2 separate regions of the Homo sapiens genome follow, and region 1 is linked to region 2. Evidence: read pairs that join two places in POLR2A ChIA-PET (ENCODE). Cell type or tissue: Panc1. All regions are shown on one strand. Region 1 has its middle 100 kb from the start of LINC02450. Region 2 overlaps PRICKLE1 (prickle planar cell polarity protein 1).

Region 1 (4,000 bases), 250 kb before region 2:
TCTCCTGACCTCGTGATCTGCCTGCCTCGGCCTCCCAAAGTGCTGGGATTACAGGCGTGAGCCACCGCGCAGCCCCTCATACATTTTTTTAAAGTCAATGTTCATCTGAGATTCTGATTTTCAGAGCTGTAGTAGAATATATACTAATTTCTTAATTCAAAAAAGGTAATTTTTATATTTAAAAAAATACTTCCAAAATAAAGTTAAAGCATAATTTCAGCTATGCTACTTGAGCTTTCAGTTATATTACTTTAATAAGAAATGAAATTGAAGAACATGGGTAGGCACGGTGGCTCAGGCCTGTAATCCTAGCACTTTGGGAGGCGAAGATGGGAGGACTGCTTAAAAAGTGTTCAAGTCCAGCCTGGGCAACATAGTGAGACCCCTGTCTCTACAAAACATAAAAAATTAGCCTGTCATGGTGGCATGTGACTGCAGTCTCAGCTACTCTGGAGACTGAGGTGGGAGGATTGCTTGAGCCTGGGAGATCATGGCTGCAGTTAGCTGTGATTGTGCCAATATACTCTAGTCTCGGTGACAGAATGAGACCCCATCTCTTTAAAAAAAAAAAAAAGCTTAAGATATGTAAGAATCTCACTAATGAACTAATTATATAGATTTTTGTAAACATAATTGTAAATAATACAAAAAAAGTGTTCTTTTAATCACTAAAAACAAGGGTATTCATGTAATTTCTTCAAAATTATCAACTTTTTTTCCTTCCTTTCCCACGTATAGTCCAACATCACATCTACTCTTTTCCACTCCCAGCAGCTATTTTCCATCTGCTGTCTGGGTTATTGATGCCAGTCTCTTCCAAACATTTCTCTTCCTAACATGTGACCTACTCTGAAGAATGTTTTGGGTGCCCTTGAGAAGAATGTACATTCTGTTGCTGTGGGATGGAATGTTCTGTACATGTTTTTTAGGTCCATTTGGCCTACAGTGTACTCCAAATCCAATTTTTTTTTTATTAATTTTCTGTTTGGATAATCTGTCCATCTTTGAAAGTGAGTTCCCTACTATTGCTATAGTGCAATCTATCTCTCCCTTTGGGTCTTTCAATATTTACTTTATATATTTAGGTGTTCTGTGTTGGGTATATATATTTACAATTATTATATCCTCTTCATGAATTAACCCCTCTATCATTATAGATATAAGAACATTAGTTCTTCTTTGTCTCTTTTTACAGTTTTGACTTAGTCTATTTTGTCCAATGTAAGTACAGCTACCTCTACTCTTTTTTGGTTTCCATTGGTGTGGAATATCTTTTCTCATCCCTTCACTTTCAGTTCATGTGTGTCCTTAAAAGTGAGGTGAGTCTCTTGCAGGCAGCACCTAACTAGAACCTTCACCTTCCTTAAGTCACAATTTGATATCACTTCCTGATTTTCCGCAACTAGGCTAGGCACCCTGTTTAGTACTTCCAAGACTTTTACTTCACTGTCTTTCAATTGCCTGCGTATGGTATCCCTGAGGACTGAGATACTCACTGACATGAGGGTAGGGCTGGGGAGGAGCGCTCACTATATAGTCACTGAGTGAATGAGTAAATCATAATTTTACCTCCCCATTTTCTCCTACTCTTCTCTAATCACCTATTCTTTGTCATCCCCAACTACCTTCATGATTGGAAAGATAAGAGAGTTGTTGAGAAAAAAACACTAGGTTTGGTTTCAGTGCCCCAGAAGTCCTAACTCTATTATTGTACTATTTGAGCTACCTTGGATTTTTTTTTTTTTTTTTTTTTGAGATGGAGTCTCCTTCTGTCACCCAGGCTGGAATGAAATGGCACAATCTCAGCTCACTGCAACCTCCACCTCCTGGGTTCAAGCACTTCTCCTGCCTCAGCCTCCCAAGTAGCTGAAATTACAGGTGCCTTCCACCATGCCCAGCTAGTTTTTATATTTTTAGTAGAGACAGGATTTCACCATGTTGGCCAGGCTGGTCTCGAACTCCTGACCTCAAGTGATCCACCTGCCTCAGCCTCCCAAAGTGCTGAGATTACAGGCATAAGCCACTGCACACAGCCAAAAGTTATCACCAAAATCTTTTATGGCAGTGACATTCATCATATTGAATGTATTAGTCAAGAACATAGACACAGATGAAAGACAACTTGAGTTGGTGTCACAAATATCTGGATATTGGAAATACAATTCAAGAATCAAAAAGGTGGCTTACCTTCACTGGGTCCCCAAGGCCATGTTCCTGTGCCTCATGCTCAAAGTCTTCTGGATTCTAAACCTACCTGTTAGTAAACCTTATCCTTTTGTTGCTTTCCAGATAAATACATTGTGCTCTCTGGCCCATACATATTGTTCCTATGTCCTGCCATATGGCCTGCCCTTCCCTTTAGCCAATATTATTTATCCCAAGTACACATCTTCCTCTGTGATGAGTTTTTTCAACTTAGTCACACACAGTCCACTCACTGTGAAGAGTGTATTCATATATCCATTCATCTCATAAGCATTTATTGGCCTCCTGCTATGTGTCAAGCACAGCCCTGGATGTTATGGAGAATACCAAAATGAGAACTGCTCCTCCTTCAGAGGAAGGAGCTTACAGTCGATGAAGGAAGAGACAGACTGAACAAATAGCTATTACTTGATATTGAAAAAAAAACAAATCTAAAGAGATTGGATCAGTGCACTACGACAGCATGAGGGAAGGGGCAGTCAAACAGGCCTTGAGGAAGAGGAGCAAAGAGAGATCAAGTTGTTCTGTGCAAGGGAAAAATCTGAGCAAAGGAACAGGGCCCATATGGAAAGCCATAAGTAGCTTAGCATAGGGTGTGTGGAAGGATATAGTAGGACTTCAGCCTGACAAAGTGAAATAAAAGTCAAACAGAAGTTTCTTATGGCCATAAGATGTATACAACTATTTTACCCAAACAAGATAAACATAGCCCTAAAGTAAACTGAAGGGGTAGCAAAATATTAGTAAACAATCATTCACTCAATACATATTTACAGGGCAACCGTAATTGGGACTATGCCAGGGGCTGGACATAGAGCAGGAAACAGGGAAGAGGCTCTGCCCTTAAGGAGCACAGCAGCCTTGTGAAGAGACTGACTGATAAACAGGTAATTACAATACAGTGTGGCAGTGGTAAATACAGGGTGCTAACCCACTGGGAAGCCAGCGTGGAAAGGGAAGTACAGTCCAGAAATCATGCTCCATGAGGAAAAAGCTGGTGTCTTATCCCTGGTAATAGGAAAGGACCTGGTTCCTAGTAGATATTAGATAAATAAATGAGTGAATGAATGACTACAGCATGAAGTTTCACCTCATTTTAAACCATGAGAATGAATAGAAATAGCCAGATGAGATATTAAAAGAAGGTAGCCTATATAAAACTTTCAGAAACACAGAAAAGAATTTTTTAGCCCAAATTCTTTCATTTTCTGTTTCCCCACACAAATTTACTCTTGTAATTTGCTAACCCTCCATTGTTGACAGTGGGGCTAATTTGCTACTTTTTCTTCCATAACATGAAAGTTTTTACACTAGACTTGATATAAAGTAGGTATGTGATAAAAATAAATGAATGATTGGCCAGGTGGGTCAGTGGATGGACGGATGGATGGAGAGAGGGATGGAGAGAGGGACGGAAGGATAAAGGAGGGAGGGAGGGAGGGAATGAATCAATTACCTGCAAGAAGCCTGGATATATCAAAGTACCTTTACATAATGTTACCACCTTAAATGTGTTTTTCTGGTTCATTGAGATGACTGAGAAAATGTAGTCAACAAAATTTCAACACCATTTTAAACAATGATGTAGAGCCTTGTCCAAGAATTACTGTTCTCATTAAAAGGGCTATAATGCAAATAACACAATTAAAATACAATCAAATCTATCACATAATATTCCATAAATGAAGAGCATTAAATAATTCACGCACCTTTAGGAAAGAACATTCCACTAAAAATTAAGTATTGAAACCACATGAAGGATTTTTTTTCCTTTAAGCATATGCTTTCTTGTTAA
Region 2 (4,000 bases):
ATAGGCATGCACCACCACACTCAGCCAAGTTTTGTATTTTTAGTAGAGACGGAGTTTCACCATATTGGTCAGGGTGGTCTTGAACTCCTGACCTTAGGTGATCCACCCATCTTGGCCTCCCAAAATGCTGGGATTACAGGCATGAGTCACCGTGCCTGGCCGCAAAATAAATTTTTAAAACAAATTGAGAATATTGAATATAGATTAAATATGTAATAACATTATGAAAAAAAATCATATAAAAGCCCTAGTTTTATCTTACTTTCTTTGACAGCATAAAAAAAAAACCAAAGACCACACAAGCCATATCTTGGTGACATCTTACACCATCATATCAAAATTCTTGGCATTTCTGCCCCCTTAGCTGTCTTCTCACACCCTGTTCGTAGAGTGATGAGGGAGTAGCTTCTAGCTCTGCTCCTTACTAGGCTGCTGAAATTTCCTGGGCAAGCCATCTTCCTCTCATAGCTTCATTTTCTTGGTAAGATAAAACAATTATACTAGCCCCCTGAGGACTATGTTCGGAGTGAGTTCTAGTATGACTTCATAAACTTGAAAGGACTACACAAATGAGATGTTGCAAGCCCGTTTCTCTTCCTGGCTCTGTGCTTCCTGAACCCTATGGCTAGAGGGGAGCATGGATCCCCTTCTTGACTTGCTCTGTCATAAACATGATCTTAAACGTGAACATGCTCACTATTCTACCTTCAAGGAAAGGTCAGCCTAATGTAGGGAACAAGCACTTCTGATCCTTTCTCACCTGACTGTGCTGATACACAAGCTCTTTGGCTAGTGACAGTCACCTGGCCAGCCTTGGAGGATGTTACTGGGACTGCTGTCTCTTGACTTTGATGAGGAAAACAGTTCTGTGCTCAAAAAAGGAAGAGTGGGGGTCCAGGCATGGTGACTCATGCCTGTAATCCCAGCACTTTGGGAGGCTGAGGCAGGAGAATCATTTGAGCCCAGGAGTTTGAGACCAGCCTGGGCAACATAGTGAGACCCCATCTCTACAAAAAATGTAAAAATTAGCTGGGCGTGGCAGTGTGCACCTGTCCTGACTACTTGGGAGGCTGAAGTGGGAGGATTGCTTGAGCCCAGGAGGTCGAGGCTGCAGTGAGCCATGATGGCACCACTGCACTCCAGCCTGGGCAACAGAGCAAGACCCTGTCTCAAAAAAAAGAAAAAAAAAAGAGAAGAGTAGAGTTGGCATGATTTTTGCATAGGAAACAACAACCAAACCAGATAATTGAGGACAAAAACAATCTTCTTTGTGATCTGAGTAATTTTTTCCTTATATAGTATAAATTATGCATATAATCGCCAACTTCTGTTTTGTTCTGAGCTATCTGGACCTCATTTCAGCAACCGATGCCTAAAAGTTTTCCTCTGGAAAAGTGCATCTTATGTTACCAACTGTATTTGTATATTAATATATTTCTTGAAATTGTACTTCAGTTCTTTGAATTATTTATCTCTGAATGGGGGCTATAGAGCAATTCCAAGTGAGCAGCTAACATACTTGTTTAAATGAAAAAAAAACCAAATACCTCTCTATTCTACCCATAAATAGATATGTTGTATAATTTGAGGAAAGATTTCTAAATACAACCACAAAGTGAGAGGATCTTAAGGAGTAAGGAGGCTTGATGGAGGTAGAAGAAAATATTTTGGCTGGGCGCAGTGGCTCACAACTGTAATCCCAGCACTTTGGGAGGCTGAGGTGGGCAGATCACCTGAGGTCAGGAGTTTGAGACCAGCCTGACCAACATAGTGAAACCCTATCTCTACTAAAAATACAAAATTAGCCAGCGTGGTGGTGCATACCTGTATTCTCAGCTACTTGGGAGGCTGAGGCAGGAGAATCGCTTGAACCCGGGAGGCGGAGGTTACAGCGAGCCAAGGTCACACTATTGTACTCCAGCCTGGGCAACAAGAGCAAAACTCCATCTCAAAAACTATATATATATATGTATTTCATGACCACCAAGCTATGATAAATATCTTTCAGATATAATAAAAAATAATTAGCATTCATTTAAAGCTTACTATATGCTAAATATTTGTTTACTATAAGTGCCATATGGTCAGTATTGCATTTAATGCTCCTAACAATCCTCCTTGCCTTCCCATTTCACCAATGAAGAAACTGAGTCTTAAAGAGATAATTTTCCTAAGACCAACATGATGAGGAGGCTGAGTAGAGAATTTGTTTTCAGGTAGCAACTTCAGACCCAAACTCTTAACTGTGACACTGCAGCCATCTTTCTATCAGAGCTGCTTATCTCCTCCTGAGGGAAACATTCTATCAGTTATCCTCTCCACAGTGAAGTGGGAGTTTGAGGAATCTTAGCACAAACTTTTATTGGCTTATGTTATGTAGCATGAGTAAAGCTATGGATTTAACTCTTGAAACATTTCCATCTTTTAATGTGAAAAACACCATCTTAAACAAAACCAGGGAGGTTCATGATGTACACACAATATAATCCCTGATTAACTTGACTAGGTGGAATGAGTCTATGTTGTACTGATCACAGTTGATTTTCTTCTCACACCGCCTAGAATGCCCACTGGGAGAGATATCAAGTATTCTCCAGGACATTAGATTGTAATTAAAGGCAGTGTTCCACTGTTTCTTTAACTTTCTCTGAAGTCCAAAATCAAAACCAGAACCCTAGCATACTTGACATTTCTTTCAGTCTTGTGCATTAATAAAACTTTTTTCTTGTTGCTTTGTCAGGAATACATTTAAGAAGGCACAAAGGACTCTTTAAAAAAACTTAATGCATAAATATGTGACTTTTCAAAATACAAAAATGACTGACTTTATAAACCTAACTCTAAAGCTTTTAATTAATAACTGATTACAAATAGTGATTGCTGAGATTTCTAGAAAAATAGGAAATTTTGGATGGAAAGCCATCATAAGAATTGTGCTCATAACAAGACAGCAGCTGTCTTATTCAAAGACATTGCTCTCTATTTCAGGGTAAAATAGAAGGTCTCAGTAATATAAGAACACAGATAAAGTTTCTGGTTGTATTACTTTTTTTTTTTTTTTTGAGACAGAGTCTCGCTCTGTCACCCAGGCTGGAGTGCAGTGGCATGATCTCAGCTCACTGCAAGCTCTGCCTCCCAGGTTCATGCCATTCTCCTGCCTCAGCCTCCCGAGTAGCTGGGACTACAGGCGCCCACCCCCACGCCCGGCTAATTTTTTGTATTTTTTAGTAGAGACAGGGTTTCACCGTGTTAGCCAGGATGGTCTCGATCTCCTGACCTCGTGATCCACCCGCCTCGGCCTCCCAAAATGCTGGGATTACAGGCGTGAGCCACCGTGCCCAGCCAGATTGTATTACTTTTGTGAATATTTTAATCATTTTCTAACTTCAAGACAGAACTTTGACGTTCAAGTTTTTGTACTTTCAGGATACTATTCAGCATTCCTTCAGCTATCAAATTACATTATATTTTCCAGCTATTTCTTAAATTATTTGATGTATGCTATATTAAAATTTAAAATTCATTTTAAATCTGCTAAACAGAATTACTTCCCATGTTTTTTTCTTGAAGTTGAGCTAGCATAGCTACCACTCTCTAACTTTTGGGAAATCTAAGGCAATAAATGGTTAGATAAAAGACCTAATGTCTTTAAAAAAGAAACAAGAAACTGTATTTATGTGTCACATTGCAGCAATTTGCAACAAACTGCATCATATATAATGCACTTAAAGATAGGAAAACTTACTTCCCTTGTATCCCTACACTGTGTGGTCCCTAATTAGGGATGTGAAGAGCAATAATATGTGGTTCTGTGTCTTAATGAGCTTAAAATCTAATTAGGAAGACAAAAAAGATACACATCAAACTATTAGGGCATTAAACCATATGGTATTAACTCTAGTAGAAGTTCAGAGAAGGGAAAAAGAATGATGAGCTAGAATCTTGATACTCCATGCTCGGGACATGGAGTGATCCTCTGACCGGTAGCAGTTCTGTTGTT

What was found. ChIA-PET counts read pairs that join two places held together with the same protein. Peaks named below come from ENCODE experiments on the same cell type or tissue, not always from the same donor. Only the 100,000 strongest peaks of a DNase experiment are listed, where the experiment ranks them.
Region 1: POLR2A ChIA-PET joins it to region 2 with 6 read pairs; 2 of 35 experiments call an interaction of 5 or more read pairs at or near these places.

What each region holds. Positions count from the first base shown.
Region 1 is chr12:42,793,469-42,797,468 of GRCh38, reverse strand. No RefSeq gene overlaps it. Among named protein-coding and RNA genes, the nearest start is that of LINC02450, 100 kb to the right of the region's middle. In Panc1, no CTCF peak of the experiment used is centred here; no DNase peak of the experiment used is centred here; H3K27ac peaks cover 3,148 bases.
Region 2 is chr12:42,538,530-42,542,529 of GRCh38, reverse strand. The region is part of intron 1 of PRICKLE1 (prickle planar cell polarity protein 1); the gene reads left to right. Among named protein-coding and RNA genes, the nearest start is that of PRICKLE1, 49 kb to the left of the region's middle. In Panc1, no CTCF peak of the experiment used is centred here; no DNase peak of the experiment used is centred here.